2 separate regions of the Homo sapiens genome follow, and region 1 is linked to region 2. A link is an interaction called in ENCODE POLR2A ChIA-PET data of the cell type or tissue named here. Cell type or tissue: B cell. All regions are shown on one strand.

What was found. Peaks named below come from ENCODE experiments on the same cell type or tissue, not always from the same donor. Only the 100,000 strongest peaks of a DNase experiment are listed, where the experiment ranks them.
Region 1: POLR2A ChIA-PET joins it to region 2 with 5 read pairs; 1 of 35 experiments calls an interaction of 5 or more read pairs at or near these places.

Annotation. Positions count from the first base shown.
Region 1 is chr7:107,675,378-107,683,377 of GRCh38, reverse strand. It overlaps SLC26A4 (solute carrier family 26 member 4), which reads right to left. Exons shown (of 21, transcript NM_000441.2): 7 at 24-176. Among named protein-coding and RNA genes, the nearest start is that of SLC26A4-AS1, 18 kb to the right of the region's middle. In B cell, no CTCF peak of the experiment used is centred here; a DNase peak (open chromatin) is centred at 4,897; H3K4me3 peaks cover 727 bases; H3K27ac peaks cover 1,812 bases.
Region 2 is chr7:106,877,943-106,885,942 of GRCh38, reverse strand. It overlaps PIK3CG (phosphatidylinositol-4,5-bisphosphate 3-kinase catalytic subunit gamma), which reads right to left. Exons shown (of 11, transcript NM_001282426.2): 6 at 6,278-6,424; 7 at 3,736-3,826; 8 at 2,780-2,910; 9 at 1,677-1,788. Among named protein-coding and RNA genes, the nearest start is that of PIK3CG, 17 kb to the right of the region's middle. In B cell, no CTCF peak of the experiment used is centred here; a DNase peak (open chromatin) is centred at 2,102.

The sequences.
Region 1 (8,000 bases), 800 kb before region 2:
TTCTAACTACATATTCTACTTACCACAATTACTTCTATAGGAATAGGGACTGGGATTTTGTGTCTAAACCGATCATTTAATTCCTTAACTGCCATACAGACGACAATGGTGAGCAATCCAGCAGTGAAATCAGCAAGATTGGTATCACCAATATTTTGAAAAATCTCAACCAGCGTCTATAAAAAGAAAATAATTTTATATACTTCCTGCTGCTACACGCACACGAGCACACACACACGCACACACACACAATCAATTCTCATATGAATCTTCCCACATGAAAAACCATGATATCAGCATCAAACAACACTCAAAAGTTTCAGTAAAATGATAAAAATGTGTTGGTTGATACAGAGACCATTACATACATACAATTGCTGCAATATATATATACACCAAGTTTTTTATGATTGTTTACTTGGAAAGGAAAAACTGGGTGATTTCTACATTCTTATTTTTGCTTCTCTGTATTTTTTATGATAATAATAAAGATGTCTTAAAAGAAAAAATGTCATTATAAACATACTAACTTTTACTTACAGAAATGCTTTACAAGTTTATATTTTAAAATGGGTTTCTAGGTGCTATCAAGTAGCCTGATTTTTACTACAGTGATACAGCATTGAGACTAAAGGCTGATAAACCTGAAACTCCCAGTTGATCAGTTGGTTGTTTTTTTTGTGTGTGTATATGTGTGTATGTGTGTGTGTGTGTGTTCTTTCTTTCTAGCTTTCTTTTTTTTGGGGCACAATTAGCCAGTATTTTAGGTAAAGTTCTTTCCTAAACCTGAATGATATAGATAATAACAAAAAATTACAAAAAATCCTAAAATACTTCATATGTGGATACAGGTAGACTGACTTCATTCTTTCTGGCAAAGAAAAGCTATTGAATTGACATATAGGCCAAGCATACTTTTTTTTAAATTAAAACAATTTCATGTTTTATTTAAAAAATTTGATTTTATAATGATATAATTACATCAAATCTTTTTTTTAATTCCTAAAGCTGAATTGAATCTGTAGTTTTTTTCTGTTTTTTGTTTTTAAATTATACTTTAAGTTTTAGGGTACATGTGCACAACGTGCAGGTTTGTTACATATGTATACGTGTGCCATGTTGGTGTACTGCACCCATTAACTCGTCATTTAACATTAGGTATATCTCCTGACAAGCATACATTTTTGGGAATAAATTTGGTACTTAATTTTATTTCTCAAACTTGAACTAAGATAACATAAAAAAAATTTTTTTTTTTTTTTTTTTTTTTTTTAGCTCTCTTGCCCAGGCTGGAGTACAGTGGCCTCGAACTCCTGAGCTCAAGCAATCCTTCCACATCACCCTCCAGAGTAGCTGGAGCTACAGGCAGGCATCTATATTTATTTTATTTATTGTAGAGAGTACAATAAATAGGCTATTTTATTTTTTGTAGAGATTGGGGCGGGAGGAGGTGGGGGCAGGGGATGGTGTCTCACTTTGTTGCCCAGACTGGTCTTGAACTCCTGGCCTCAAGAAATCCTCCTGCCCAACCTCTCAAAGTGTTGGGGTTACAGGCATGAGCTACCACAACTGGCCAAAAAAAATCTTTAAGTAGACAGATGAATCAATTCAAGAAAAACTAGTTTTGTTTTGTAAATAGGAGACTTCTGGGAATCAAGGGTGTTTTCAAGGAAATTAGCAAGGAAGAATCCCAAGGAAGAACACTAATATCTTTGTTATATTAACTTCAGTCCTGTAGAAGGCAGGATTTAAGAAGGTATCTTTGAGACATTTCTTTGAGACAATCTCACAGTGAAGGTAACTTTTCTTTAAATGAGCTTTTTTATAGACATATTTTATAGGAAGATAAAATAATGGAGCATCTTATAGTTTATAACATTTATAAAATGTATTTTACTTATTTTCACAGATAAACTACTTTTAAAATAATTATAATGATAATCTGGTGACAATTATGTATGAGCTTAATGAACTTTAAGTACTTAATGAACCTTAAGTAATCTAGGAGTCACTTTGCCAGCAACCTCAGCTCTCTGGAACACATTCAAGAAGAGTAAGGAAATGGGGGAGAAGCTATTATGCATGCAAAATACCTCCCACCAAACACTTGGACTAGAGTTCAGGCATTTAACTTGTAGGAAGACTCTTGAACTTTCACTCAGAGGGTACTTTTGCTCTTTCTTGAAATCCAGTACTAACAAATTCACTTTGTCTGGTTTTCAGAGTCACTGAAAATTGCTAAAGGCATTTACACTGACAGAAACAAGATGATGCCAGGGACAGCAGAGTGAAAAAGAAAATGGGATAACTACCACCAGCAGACACGATAACAAGAACTTAGGGCATTTAGCACAGGAGCAAACAGCCCTACCTATCCCAGAGGCTTGAAGGTTATCATTGCTGTTTGGTCCTTTACATAATCAGTTTTCTGATGAATGACCCTAATTAATTCAGGAGCTAGGTATAACATTTTGATGAATTGTCTATTCATTAAAGGTGTACTTTTCAACTCAAGATGCAAAAATTAAAACTTGAAAAACAAAACATTTGGAATCATTATCCCAATCACACAAACATTTTTACCTTACAAAAATAATCACTACAGGATTCCAGTTTAATCCATGAGAATCAATTAGACCTTTGAATAAAAAGTATGTCTGGTGGATTAGAAATGTAACACGAGGTTCAAAAACCAAAATCAGTTTATATTACAGAATTGCATCATGCAAGGTATCTGAGTATGTAAATAAGTTGCCTACATATTGAGTAGTCATTCAGAATCTTTTAAGAAGAGCTCTATGATAGAAAGTTTAATCTGTGCAGAAATAAAACTCACCATGTAAACTGCAATAGTCAGTTTACATTATTATTGTATAATAATAATATTATATAATAATATAAGATTATACTTATATATTATGTAATAATATAATAAAAGATTATACTTATATAATAATATAAGATTATATAATAAGATAAGATTATATAATAATATAACATTATATAATAAGATAAGATTATATAATAATATAACATTATATAATAAGATAAGATTATATAATAATATAAGATTATATTATATAATAAGATAAGATTATATTATATAATAAGATAAGATTATATAATAAGATTATATTATATAATAAGTTAAGATTATATTATAAGATTATATTATATAATAAGATAAGATTATATTATATAATAAGATAAGATTATATTATATAATAAGATAAGATTATATTATATAATAAGATAAGATTATATTATATAATAAGATAAGATTATATAATAAGATAAGAATATATTATATAATAAGATTATATTATATAATAAGATAAGATTATATTATATAATAAGATTATATTATATAATAAGATAAGATTATATTATATAATAAGATTATATTATATAATAAGATTATATTATATAAGATAAGATTATATAATAAGATTATATTATATAAGAGCATATAATATAAGATTATATAAGATAAGATTATATAATATAAGATTATATAATATAATAATATAAGATTATATAATAATATAAGATTATATTATATAATAATATAAGATTATATTTAACGACATAGAAATTAGACTCTACAAAAACACTGAACAGTACTTCTAATTTAGTTTACTGTTAAAATACCATAAAGTATGTTAATAGTATGGATACACATATAATTCTGTATTTTAGCTTAGTATTCCAAATAATTCAAATTATGATAATGAACTTTTTGGTAATAGATAATATTTTATTATATTTCCTGCTGTGTTTGGAAAATTTTAGGACAATTTCATTTAGATAATTTCTTTGTTCTTGCCCAGGATTACCTGTGTTTATGAAACCGTAAGAAAAAATTATGCCCAATAATGTGTATGAGAAAATTGATCAGTTTACTATTGGAACTGAATTTATTTTTGTTTATTTTATCTCTACGAATATCACAAATGCTTCACGACCACCTTTTGCTGTCAGGCATTTCCTTCCATATCTTTTGTGTATACATGTATAGATCAATCCTTAAAGTGTTACTTTAATACAATGTATAAATTTTACATACTGAAATAGGTACAAAGTAACAAATCTAATCAAGCTTAGTGGTGGCTTTCAAAGCTCTCACCCTTGTCTACTGAGACAAACCATTCAAATTGAGTGGTGGGAAATCAACCCCTAAGTGGACTGGGATTTACTTAGATAACTGAGTAGCTACATGGTAGCATCAAGGGTATTGACTAATTCTAAATTGCTGCCAATACCCTGTCATTCTCCCTTCTGCCTCCTACATCCAGTATCTCTGACATTTGTAAATTAACTGATTTCTTTTTCTTCTAATATTTTCTCCCCTATTTCTTTGCATTTGTTACTTCTAGTTGTCAGCACCTTTTTGGGGGAGAGGGCAGGACAAACCAAAGTGCAACCTTAGAACAAAGATAAGTTAACACTCCAGGTAAAGTATTTTACAACAATCTTACAGTCTTTTCTGGGAGAATCCTCTACTACTCTGCATTTATTGAAGGATTCTTTCATGTATAATTGCAATGGTAATGTCATAAGCAAAATTCTCTGTTCAGAGACTAAGCGGCTCATTTAACCCTATGCAATCGTTTTCAGACCTGCTGATTTTTTTTTTTTTTCAGAAGAGCAAACTTATATTCACCACCATATAGGGATGACTGAAATACCTTTTCCAACTTGGGTGGCCTGTGAGGAGTTTCTTGCAAAATTCTATGCTGTATGCTAAACTGAGATTTCAAGAAAAATATTCAACAGGAAGTAAGTTACATAATGACTGCACTTGGTTTAAAAACTATTTTTGACCTTGGTCTAGTGTTTCCTGCTCACTTTTGTCCCTGTCAAAGTGAAATCATTTGCAGAAAGTTTCTTCTTAAACATAATCCTATGAGACCAGAAGAACTATTTCTCCTGTTCTGCAGGGGTCCTGAAATGGCCATGGACCCAGGTCAACAATTAGTTTGGACCTCCTGCGATCTGTGTAGATGAAGGCCTAGCAATGTTTGCCCAGTGAGGTGAGAATACTCAGTAAGAGATGTCTTGGTAGGTTAATGAGTCACTGGGTTTGTATAGGGAGTGAACAGTGCCTGGCACATGGTAAGTATTCAATATGTGTTTATTGAGTAGATAAACTGAATGAATGAGAATGAAGGAATAAATGAGTGAACATTTGATGGAGAAAATGTAAAAGTAAGTAAAAGCAAGATGTGCCAGGAGCTGCAAAAGTTACAGAGCCTGTCAAAATAAGGCAGTCAGAGGTCTCAAAAAGAACTAAGGATTGGCCAGGTGCAGTGGCCCACACCTATAATCCCAACACATTAGGAGGCATGCAGTAAGATGACTGCTTGAGGCCAGGGGTTCAAGACCAGCCTGGGCGACATTGCAAAACCCCTGTCTCTACCAAAATAAAATCTTAAAATTTTAATTTTAATTTTAAAATATGGGCTGGACATGGTGGCTCACTCCTTTAATCCCAGAACTTTGGGAGGCCAAAGTGAGAGGATCACTTGAACTCAGGAGTTCGAGACTAACCTGGGCAACATAGCAAGACATTGCCTCTACTAAAATTCAACAAAGAAAAAGAAAATTAGCCAGGTGTGGTGGTGCACACCTGTAGTTCCAGCTACTCATGAGGCTGAGGGGGAAGAATCGCTTGACACAGGGAGATGGAGGTCGCAGTGAGCTATGACTGTGCTACTGTACTCCAGCCCAGGCAATGGGGCAAGACCCTGTCTCAAAAAAAAAAAAAAATTCTTTTTTAATAGAAAACTGAGGATTTGACAGGAAAAAACATATCAAGAATGACCCATATAATGCTGAATCAAAAACTTTTGCTAATGTTTCCTAATAGGCTGGGTCCCGAGGAAATGAACGGCGAGCTTCATGAGGTCTATTCATCTGTGATAATAATAATAATAAACTCAATTCTTACTATGTGACAGATATTGTGCTAAGTGCCTTACACGTATTTTCTTTTTCAATCCTCACTGCTCTAAGAGGTAGCTACTATTACTACTCCCATTTTACAATTGAGGACACTGAGGCTTAGGGAAGTTGAGTATAAACATCATGGGTAGTGGGTGGAGAACCAAGATGCCAACTCAAGTCTGTTGAAGTTCAAAGTCCATGATCTTTTTTGTTTGTTTTTGGTTTTTTGTTTGTTGTTGCTGTTATTGTTGTTTGAGACAGGGTCTCACTCCCATCACCCAGGCTGGAAGGCAGTGGCATGATCTCGGCTCACTGCAGCCTCAACTTCCTGAGCTCAGGTGATCCTCTCACCTCAGCCTCCCAAGTAGCTGGGACTACAGGTGCGTGCCACAATGCATGTCTAATTATTTTTGTATTATTAGTAGGGACAAGGTTTTGTCATGTTGCCCAAGCTGATCTTGAACTCATGGGATCAAGTGATCCACCTGTGTCAGTCTCCCAAACTGCTGGGATTACAGGCATGAGCCACCACACCTGGCCTCATGATCTTATTCACTATGTTATTCTGCCTCCTCTGTCTATTCTCACTGCTTAGCATAGTACCTGGCCTGTAGTAAGCACTTGGTAATATTTGTTGAATGGATGGAGTGTAATAGTATGGGATTATGGCACCGTTATAAAATTGAGCAATTATTGACATACTCACCAATTCTTAGATATGTGTACATGGCCTTACATTGTTTTAGAAGCTAATAGGTGGGTCTTTAAAGACTCAAACTCCATTCTTAATGTTGACACGTTATTTTTGTATGGTATCATTCCCCCCAAGCTAGGATGACATCATGTTACTATTATCACCATTTTTCAAGCATCAATAACATGCTTTATGTAGAACACATTTTTAGATCCAAAACCTTTTTCAAATCTAATTAGTGTGATCTACATCCTGCTTTTGCATTTCTTTTGCATGGTGAATCATCTCTGAATCTAATGTTCCTTTTCATTTATAATTGTTGAGACATTTACATTATGCATTTTACGGACTCTTATGGTTAGAAAAAGCTTTTAGAGATACATCTCCAATCATTTCATTTCACCAATAAAAAAGAAAAGATGGCTTGAAATAATCATTTCAAAATAACTCCTTTATTTAGAGTACTTGTTATGTACCAGCCCCTGGGCCAAGTGCTTATCTATTCTTATTTAACAATCCAATGAGGCATATACTATTACTAACCCAATTTTGCAGAGAAGGAAACTGAGGCATGGTGATTGGCTCACATGGCTAGTAGACAGTAGAGCCAGAATATGAATCAAGGTCCATCCAGTTCTAAAACTGAGCTTTCAATTAGCACCCTACATGATGTATCCAGGGTCACTTACCTGTTAGAGACAAAGCTGAGGCTAGAAATCAAGTCTGTTACATTCCAGAGCAGCCTTTACTTCATTAGACCACTTTGTTTTCATTAATGTTTTTAAGTACAATAGTATTTCTGACAGAAGCAACCAAATGTTTTCAATGGCTCCCAAAGTATGCATAGAGAAATGTGGGTGCTCCCAGGCCGGGCGCGGTGGCTCACGCCTGTAATCCCAGCACTTTGGGAGGCCGATGTGGGTGGATCACAAGGTCAGGAGTTCAAGACCAGCCTGGCCCAAATGGTGAAACCCTGTCTCTACTAAATATACAAAAATTAGCTGGGTGTGGTGGCGGGCGCCTGTAATCCCAGCTACTCAGGAGGCTGAGGCAGGAGAATCGCTTGAACCCGGGAGGTGGAGGTTGTGGTGAGCCAATATCATGCCACTGCACTCCAGCCTGGGTGACAGAGTAAGACTCTGTCTCAAAAAAAAAAAAAAAAAGAAAGAAAGAAAGAAATGTGGGTGCTCCCAGACTCAAGTTTTGTTTTGTTTTGATTTTGTTTTTGCTTGAAACAGGTTCTTGCTCTGTCACCCAGGGTGGAGTGCAGTGGGGCGATCACAGCTCACTGCAGCCTCAACCTCCAGGGCTCAGGAGATCTTCCCACCTCAGCCTCCCAAGTAGCTGAGACTACAAGTGT
Region 2 (8,000 bases):
TGTTTTTGATATCCTTCTGGTGTTCTTTAGATGACAGCCAGATGCCACTATAAGATTCTCATCTCAAAATTATTCTTAGAAACATAAATCAAACTCTCTGGCCACTATGTCATCATTATCCCTAAGACTCTCTTATGCTCTTTACGCAACTCAGGATAGACTGATGTTTCACTCTGCTTGGGGGCAGGGGTTATTCACCTTTTCCTTTTGAGTAGCCATCTACGGCCATACCATCCTGAATGTATCTAAGCTCATCTGATCTCAGAAACTTGGGCAGCATGATAGAAGCAAATCATTTTGAGTCTCCTTTGGGTCAATTTCTACCACTACTACTATCACCACCACAATAATCATCATCTTATTTGTTTAGCCCTTTATCATTTCTATTGTCCATAAATATATTATCTCTTTTAATTCTCATAGGAAGTAAGCAATCTGTCCCCATCTGATGCCTTTTCCAGACTCTACTCTTAAAATGGCCCAAATTCATAGAGAAAAATCTCATGCTTTGGTGGCCACTACTGACTACTGTCAGAGTGGACAGTGAACCACTAAAGTGGAGTGGGTTAGGGAGATTTAAGGATATCTATGAGTTCTTTCTGTTCTTTCTCTGCAACATCTGTCACTGGTGATCACTCCCACCTTCGCCAGCTTCTGGGATATGACCCTCTCCTAGTTTTCCAGCGGTCCCTCTAACTTTGCCTTCTTAAGACTCATTTCCTGCCTCTTCCTCCTTCACTCACACCTTAGTCCTCAAGTGAGGTGGTCTCTCTAGAGCAGAGGTCCCCAACCCCTGGGCCATGGACAGGTCCATGGCCTGTTAGGAACTGGGCCACACAGCAGGAGGTGAGCGATGGGCAAGTGAGCAACTTCATCTGTATTTACAGCTGCTCCCCATTGCCTGAATTACTGCCTGAGCTCCACCTCCTGTCAGATCAGTTGCAGCATTAGATTCTCATAGGAACACAAACCCTATTGTGAACTGTGCACGAGAAAGATCTAGACTGTGCACCCCTTATGAGAATCTAATGCCTGATGATCTGAGGTGGAGCTGAGGTGGTGATGCTAGCACTGGGCAGTGGCTGTAAATACAGATTAACATTAGCAGAGAGGTTTCACTGCACAGAGACCATAATAAATCAATTCCTTACATATCAAAACCCTCTCAGTGAGTGGCAAGTGAAAATTGAGCTGCATCTGGTGGCAGGCTTTATAGTGGCAAGTGAGTTGAAAAAAAAGTGTGCAATAAACGTAATGCTCTTGAATGATCCTGAAACCATCCTTGCTCCCCCACCCCTGTCCGTGGAAAAGGTGTCTTCCAAGAAGCCGGTCCTTGGTGCCAAAGAGGTTGGGGGCCACTGCTCTAGAGTAACTGAAGCACCAGTGTCCCTACACAATGACTTCTAAATATGTGCTCCAGTCTTAAACTCCATTTAAAGACTACTCCGTTCTGAAAGGAGGGAGGCATGGGGAGTTAGTGTTTAATGGGTACAGAGTTTCAGCTGGGGAAGATGGAAAAATTCTGGGGATGAATGGTGATGATGGTTGTACAACAAGGTGAACATATGTAATGCCACTGAACTGAACACTTACAGTTAATTAGAGTTAAAATAGTAAATGTTATGTTATATATATTTTACCACAATAAAAGTTTATTCTGCACTAAATAAACTCACCTGTCTCGGTGATCATAATATTGTCATTGTGTCTGTCGCCTATTCCAAGAACAAAGGTTGCCACACAGTAGCCTGCACAGGAATAAACAAATCTCTCCACTGCTGCCTGAAACTAATTAAAATGCATTTGAATATTAGTTGTCTTCTAACTACAAAAAGCATCATGAATCTACAAATGACTTCTAAAAAGAGAATATTCTGGAAACCATTTTCAGAGAGCAAGTTAGTTGTGCCTGATTTCATTAGCATTATATCTATGAATTGCCAACTTTCTCATTGCTCTGCTTATATTTTAGGTGAAGATTCAGTGAATCACAATGGCATGAGGAAGAAACAAGAGTCAAAGGGCAACAGTAATTTAATCAAAGGGTTCACTTCCTCTCCATGCATCACTTGCCAACAACTATATAGAACCCATGGTAATTTCTCCTTCATTTGTGAACATGTTTTGCTTGTGACCACTAAGAGTATGCTTGGGTTCACAGATCCCCATGTATAACAGATTAATAAGTGCTACTCATTATATTTCCTCCCCAAAAGGCTGCTAACCATGCAAATGAGAAGTGCTAATCCTGTGCAGCAGAACTTTAAACGACAGCCAAACAGCTAAAACACAGCTTGTGAAGGATTGAGCATATGCACTTCCAAGGAATGGTGGAAGTGACATTTTCAGCATCCATGATTTACCATTTAGATTAGAGTTCAGCAGTAAATTATAAATTACTTTGTTGTGTATGTTGTATTTCCCAGGTACGTAAGAGTTTATACATGGTAACTAAATATCTTGGCTGAACAACAAAAATAGATAGCCATAAAAAGTGCTAACAGATTATTTTACAGAACCAAATTTTAAGCAAAGTATGCCTGATAATCAAAAGAGAAGCAAATGCTCATGGAGTCCTGAACTGAGTGCCTCTGTTTCACACAGATATGCTGTCACCACGGGAGGGTACTTAAAACCTCCATTATTTCACAAGTAAAAAACTTCACTAATATGTCAGGAGGCAAGACACTGGCAGATTCTCTGAAAACTTGAAGCCACTACTGCTATATAAATGACAACTTGTAAGGAGCCATTAGACTGGGAAAAAGCATGAGCTCACCTTTTCTTCAGTAGGGGATTTTTCTTTGAGCCAGTGATTCAGGACTTCATCTTTAAATGCTCCCGTGTTGCCCACTGTGCTTTGCTGAATTTTGGCAATTGTCGTGGCGTCTTTCACAATCTCGATCATTCCTACAGAAGGATGCACAGAGTCTGATGGAGATTGGGGGCCAGTACCTGGCCCAGAGGAGGAAAGGCTATGTCTTTGTTGAGTGAAGGGCAGAGGGTTTTTTTTTTTTTTTTTTTTGACCAGAGAGCTATTTTCCAGGTCTATGCTATTGGTTTTCTTATGAGGAATAGAAAGGAAAGAAGGAGGATATGGAAGTTGTGTGGGATATGTTTTCAATATCCCAGAATGACAAGAGGAAAGGGCTGGTTTTGAATAGTAATAAATAAAAGCATTTATATGCTGAGCATATCCTTCCTCAGATGGCAATCTGTGCCTTTTCCTTTTTTAAATTACAGGGTTAAATGTAAATGGTTTTGTAGAGTTCTCAGATCAGAAACTTGAATAAACATATGTTTGACTGAAACTAATGCTGAATGTCTATAAAAATACCTGATAGTAGAGTGTGTAATAGCTTTGATAATGTGAATTCTGGAATACTAAAATAAGTGACAGATCTTTCCATCTATTTTTAAATGTTTTTTGTGAGAGAAAAGTTTAATGTGTAATGAAATGAGTTAAAGTTTAGAGATGGAGAAGGAAAGAGGAGGGAACAAGTTCTTACTAAAATCATTTCCATGTATAGTCACAGGGATTTGAATCATGCATTCATGTATTTTCAATATATCCACATTAAATTGAGAGTCACATTCACCAGCATAGAAATGTTTTCTTCCTTTTTATACAGATTAAGATTATGATTTTTCAGTTATTAAATGTCTACACTGAAGGAATTATAATCTTTTCAAACGAGCTGAGAGGTCTATTCATCTCCTGAGGTAACTACATACCTATTTTGTCACCAGTTGAAATGCAACCATATGGCAGGAGGCATAGATCCAAAGATTCAGTCTCCCAAATAGACTCCATGATTCGTAGAATCTGGGCATCGAAACACAGAAATGTTTATATTATATATATATTAACTTAATATATTTTTCTTCTCCCTTAAAAATAGCAATCATATCTAGTAACACAAAATATAAGAGTAAATGTAAAACATATAAGTAACAACTGTACGTTTATTGGTCAATCTGGTACTCTAAAGTTTCTCTTCTTTGTGAGCTTGTTAATTTTGTTTTCCGAAATGTACCTTGGGGAAGAGGATAAATACATTTCTTGTTTTGTTTTGTTTTTGTTTTTGTTTTGTAGATGGAATCTTGCTCTGTCGCCCAGCCTGGAGTGCAGTGGTGTGATCTTAGCTCACTGCCACCTCCACCTCCCAGGTTCAAGTGATTCTCCTGCCTCAGCCTCCTGAGTAGCTGGGATTAGAGGCGCGCATCATGATGCCCGGCTAATTTTTTTTGTATTTTTAGTAGAGATGGGGTTTCACCATGTTGGCCAGGCTGGTCTCAAACTCCTGACCTCAAGTGATCCGCCCACCTTGGCCTCTCAAAGTGCTGGGATTACAGGCGTGAGCCACCATGCTTGGCCAATACATTTCTTTTGGAGTGGGTTTTAGCTGTGGTTCATCACCTCTCTGTTCAAATGTTCTGCTTTACTTGTGTCTATTTTACCACAAAACTCTAACATCCTTACACATATTTATCAAAGGCAATAACCAAAGCAGCAGTAACTACAATGATGATAATGATAGCGAATATATACTGATTGCTGCTTTATGTGTGATCCTTGCATTGCCCTATAATGTGGATAGGATTATTATTCCCATTCTACAGGTGAAGGAACAAAGCCTTAAAGAGCTTAAATAACTTGCCCTTAGCTGCCAAACTATGTGCCCCAACAAATAAACAAAGTAGGCTGGGCATGATGGCTCACACCTAGAATCCCAGCAATTTTGGCGATTAACTGGCTCGTGCCTAGAATCCCAGCAATTTTGGCAATTGTCATGGTGTCTTTCACAATCTTGATCATTCCTATAGAAGGATGAAGAGTCTAATGGAGATTGTGGGCTAGTGCCTGGCCCAGAGAAGGAAAGGCTATGTTTTTGTTGAGTGAAGGGCAGAGAGGTTTTTTTTGACCAGAGAGCTATTTTCCAGGTCCACACTGTTGGTTTTCTTATGAGGAAGGGAAAGAAAAGGAGAAGACTGTGAAAGTTGTGTGGGAGGCTGAGGTGGGAGGATTCATTGAGCCAAGGAGTTTGAGGCCAGCGTGGGTAACATGGCAAGACCCCATCTCTACAAAAAATATAATTTGCCAGGTATGGTGGTGCACACCTATAGTCCTAGTTACTTCAGAGGCTAAGGCAGGAGGATTGCTTGAGCCTAGGAGTTTGAGGCTGCAGTGGGCTGTGATCGTGCCACTGTATTCCAACCTGGGCGATAAAGCAAGGCCTCATCTTAAAAAAATTAAAAAAAAACAAAACCACAAAGTACATAAAGGGCAAAGGCAAACTTTCACTCAAAATGAGAGGACCAACAGGGTAATTTTTGTGTTTTTAAAGTGTCCATCTTCAAACAATTCAAAATATTCTACAGATTTATTTGAAATTTAATAAACTTGCAAAAAGTTTGAAGGATTTCTCTTTTTCTTTTCTAAAATACCTCCTGGACAAAACATAGATCATTCTTGAAAGCAAAGCAAAGGCAAAGCAAAGGCAAAGCAAAGGTATTCCTGTTTCTATATTAGAAATAAGTAAAAACAGAAACTTACAATTGGAAACATGACCAGTTTTAAATAGGCTACCTTGAAATCAATGTAATTTGTCTACTTCAAATAAACCATATTAAGTATTAGAAATTATTACCTCTACAACACTGACCAACTAGAATCTGGAGAATATTACTTTACAGACTTGTGAAGCTAAAGTTTATCTAGAAATGTTAGAAAATATGAAAATAATTAGCACTGATATATTGACCATTCACCTTCTGCCCTAACAGTACTTCACTCTTGTCACTTACCTGCAGGATTTCTGTGGTGACCTACTTGTTCATCTTTCTCCTTCCCATAAAATCATTTGCTTGATTTGTTTATGTGCATCAGAGGAGATGTATCTAAAAGAGTGCCTAGAGATGTGCAGACATGTCTATGGGCAGGAATGAAGTGAGTGCTGGGGATAAATATGGCTATTTTCTATGTTATCAAGCTTAGAATGGGGTGTATAAAAAAGACATTAGGTGAGGGAGGTATATCTGGCTACTTGGGAGTGTTAGATATGCAACTTGGACAGAACCATAATGCTCATTAGATTGCATATCTAATAGTCTGCAGCCAAATTCCCCAAGTGAAAACTCTCTATGATGTAATATTTGATCACAATTCATCACTTGAAAGAAGAGAGTGGGAATAGAGCCAGTAGGAGAAAGCATGTTTTTGATGTAATATAGAATTGTTTTCAGATAATTGAAAACAATCTTAAAATTAGCATACCTGTAAAATAAGCATGTCTTGGCGCAGATCATCACCATGTTTAAAGATAATTCCAATTGTTTCATTTGATAGGGCTGTAGGATCGGCACATTTAAACTCAAGCCATAGTGGTTTTTTCTTGGAGGCCATTACTTTACATTTTTCAATCTGTAAGGAAGCAGTCACATATTCCCCACACACAATGAATAACGAATATACATGGTGGAGACACAAATTCTCTTGCAAAACATCACTATAAACAACAAGGACAAAGTCCTAGTTGGAGAATGATTTTCAATATTTGGGTAAAAATACAGAAGTTGTTTTGAGCAAATCTGGAAATGCCATGTGAGAGCGAATTCACAACTCTTAAACCAGTGCCTCTCAAACTGTGCTCCAAAGAACCACAAGAGTCTTTGGAAGTGCCTAAGAGGTATGGCAGATCTCACCCTCCCCACGCACACAGAGCTCTGACACTCCCACATCCTCTTTAATAGACAGCAACCTGGCTATTATATTTGTCCGCCTTCTGAGATTTAATTTGAAAAAAGAATTCTAATGCTACCACAATGTCAAAAAAACTATTATTGCAGAATCAGATGCAATAGGCTACATCTAAGCAGATGAAATTTAACAGAAATAAATGGAAAATCTGGCATTTAGGTACAACACGCCCTCCCCCTAAACCTCATACATCTAAATAAATTCAAGGCAGGGGAAATGTGGCTTGGCAGTTACTCACTTAAACATAAAAAAGGTAGGTGTTTCAGGCAAAGGTGAGTTCACCACAGATCAAAATTGTGATGTAGTCATTTAAAGAAGCAAACACAATTTGAAACTGTATTAATATGTCATAATTCCTACCAATCTTTAAATAATGGACAGTGGATAGTGTGTGCTTTTACTATAGGGCCAGTTTGCTGGTAATTGTATATAAAATTAAACATTCAGGGGAAGAACTTCCTCATCTTCTCATGTGGCTTCGCTGCTACGGGAGTTGCCGTCCTGCCATAAACAACTAGAAAACTATGCAAAATATATAAAACTCTTTTCAGACATTGAACAGGCAGTGTAGGTCCGTGATCCCCAAGAAAAGGAAGACAAATGAAGTGAGCCCTGTAATTGCCCCAGATTACTGCCTGGGGGCTGTTTCTAGGCTACAGCACAGAGGAAGGAAATCCAGACTGAGCCCAGAGTCCAGCAGTCTAAATTACTGTAACTGAAGTCTCAGAGAGGAGAGAAAAGAGGCAACATAAAAAATTGGTTGAAAAATTTCCAAATTTGATAGACTATAAACTCACAAATTCAAGGAGCTCCATAGACTCCAGCAGCCTAAACACAAAGGAAACCCATACCAGGGTACATCATAATCAAATTGCTGAAAACCAGAAATAAAAAAGAATCTTAAAAACAGCCTGGGGAAAAAGACGTATTATGCAGACACAATCAAAGATAAGACTCATCATCAGAAAATATGCAAGCCAGAAAAAAATGTTACTGCAAGAAAAAAACCAGTCAATCTAGAATTCCATATTCAGGGAAAATATTTTTCAAAAATGAAAGCAGAATAAAAAGTGTTTCAGATAAACAAAAGCTGAAAGAATTTATTGTCAGCAAACTTGCAGTAGAAAAGATGTTAGAAGCTCAAGGAAATGTGGACCGATATAAGGCAATAAAGAGTACCAAAAATGGTAAATATGTAGGTGAATAGTTAAAAATTATTTCATCTATTAAGTCTGTTAAG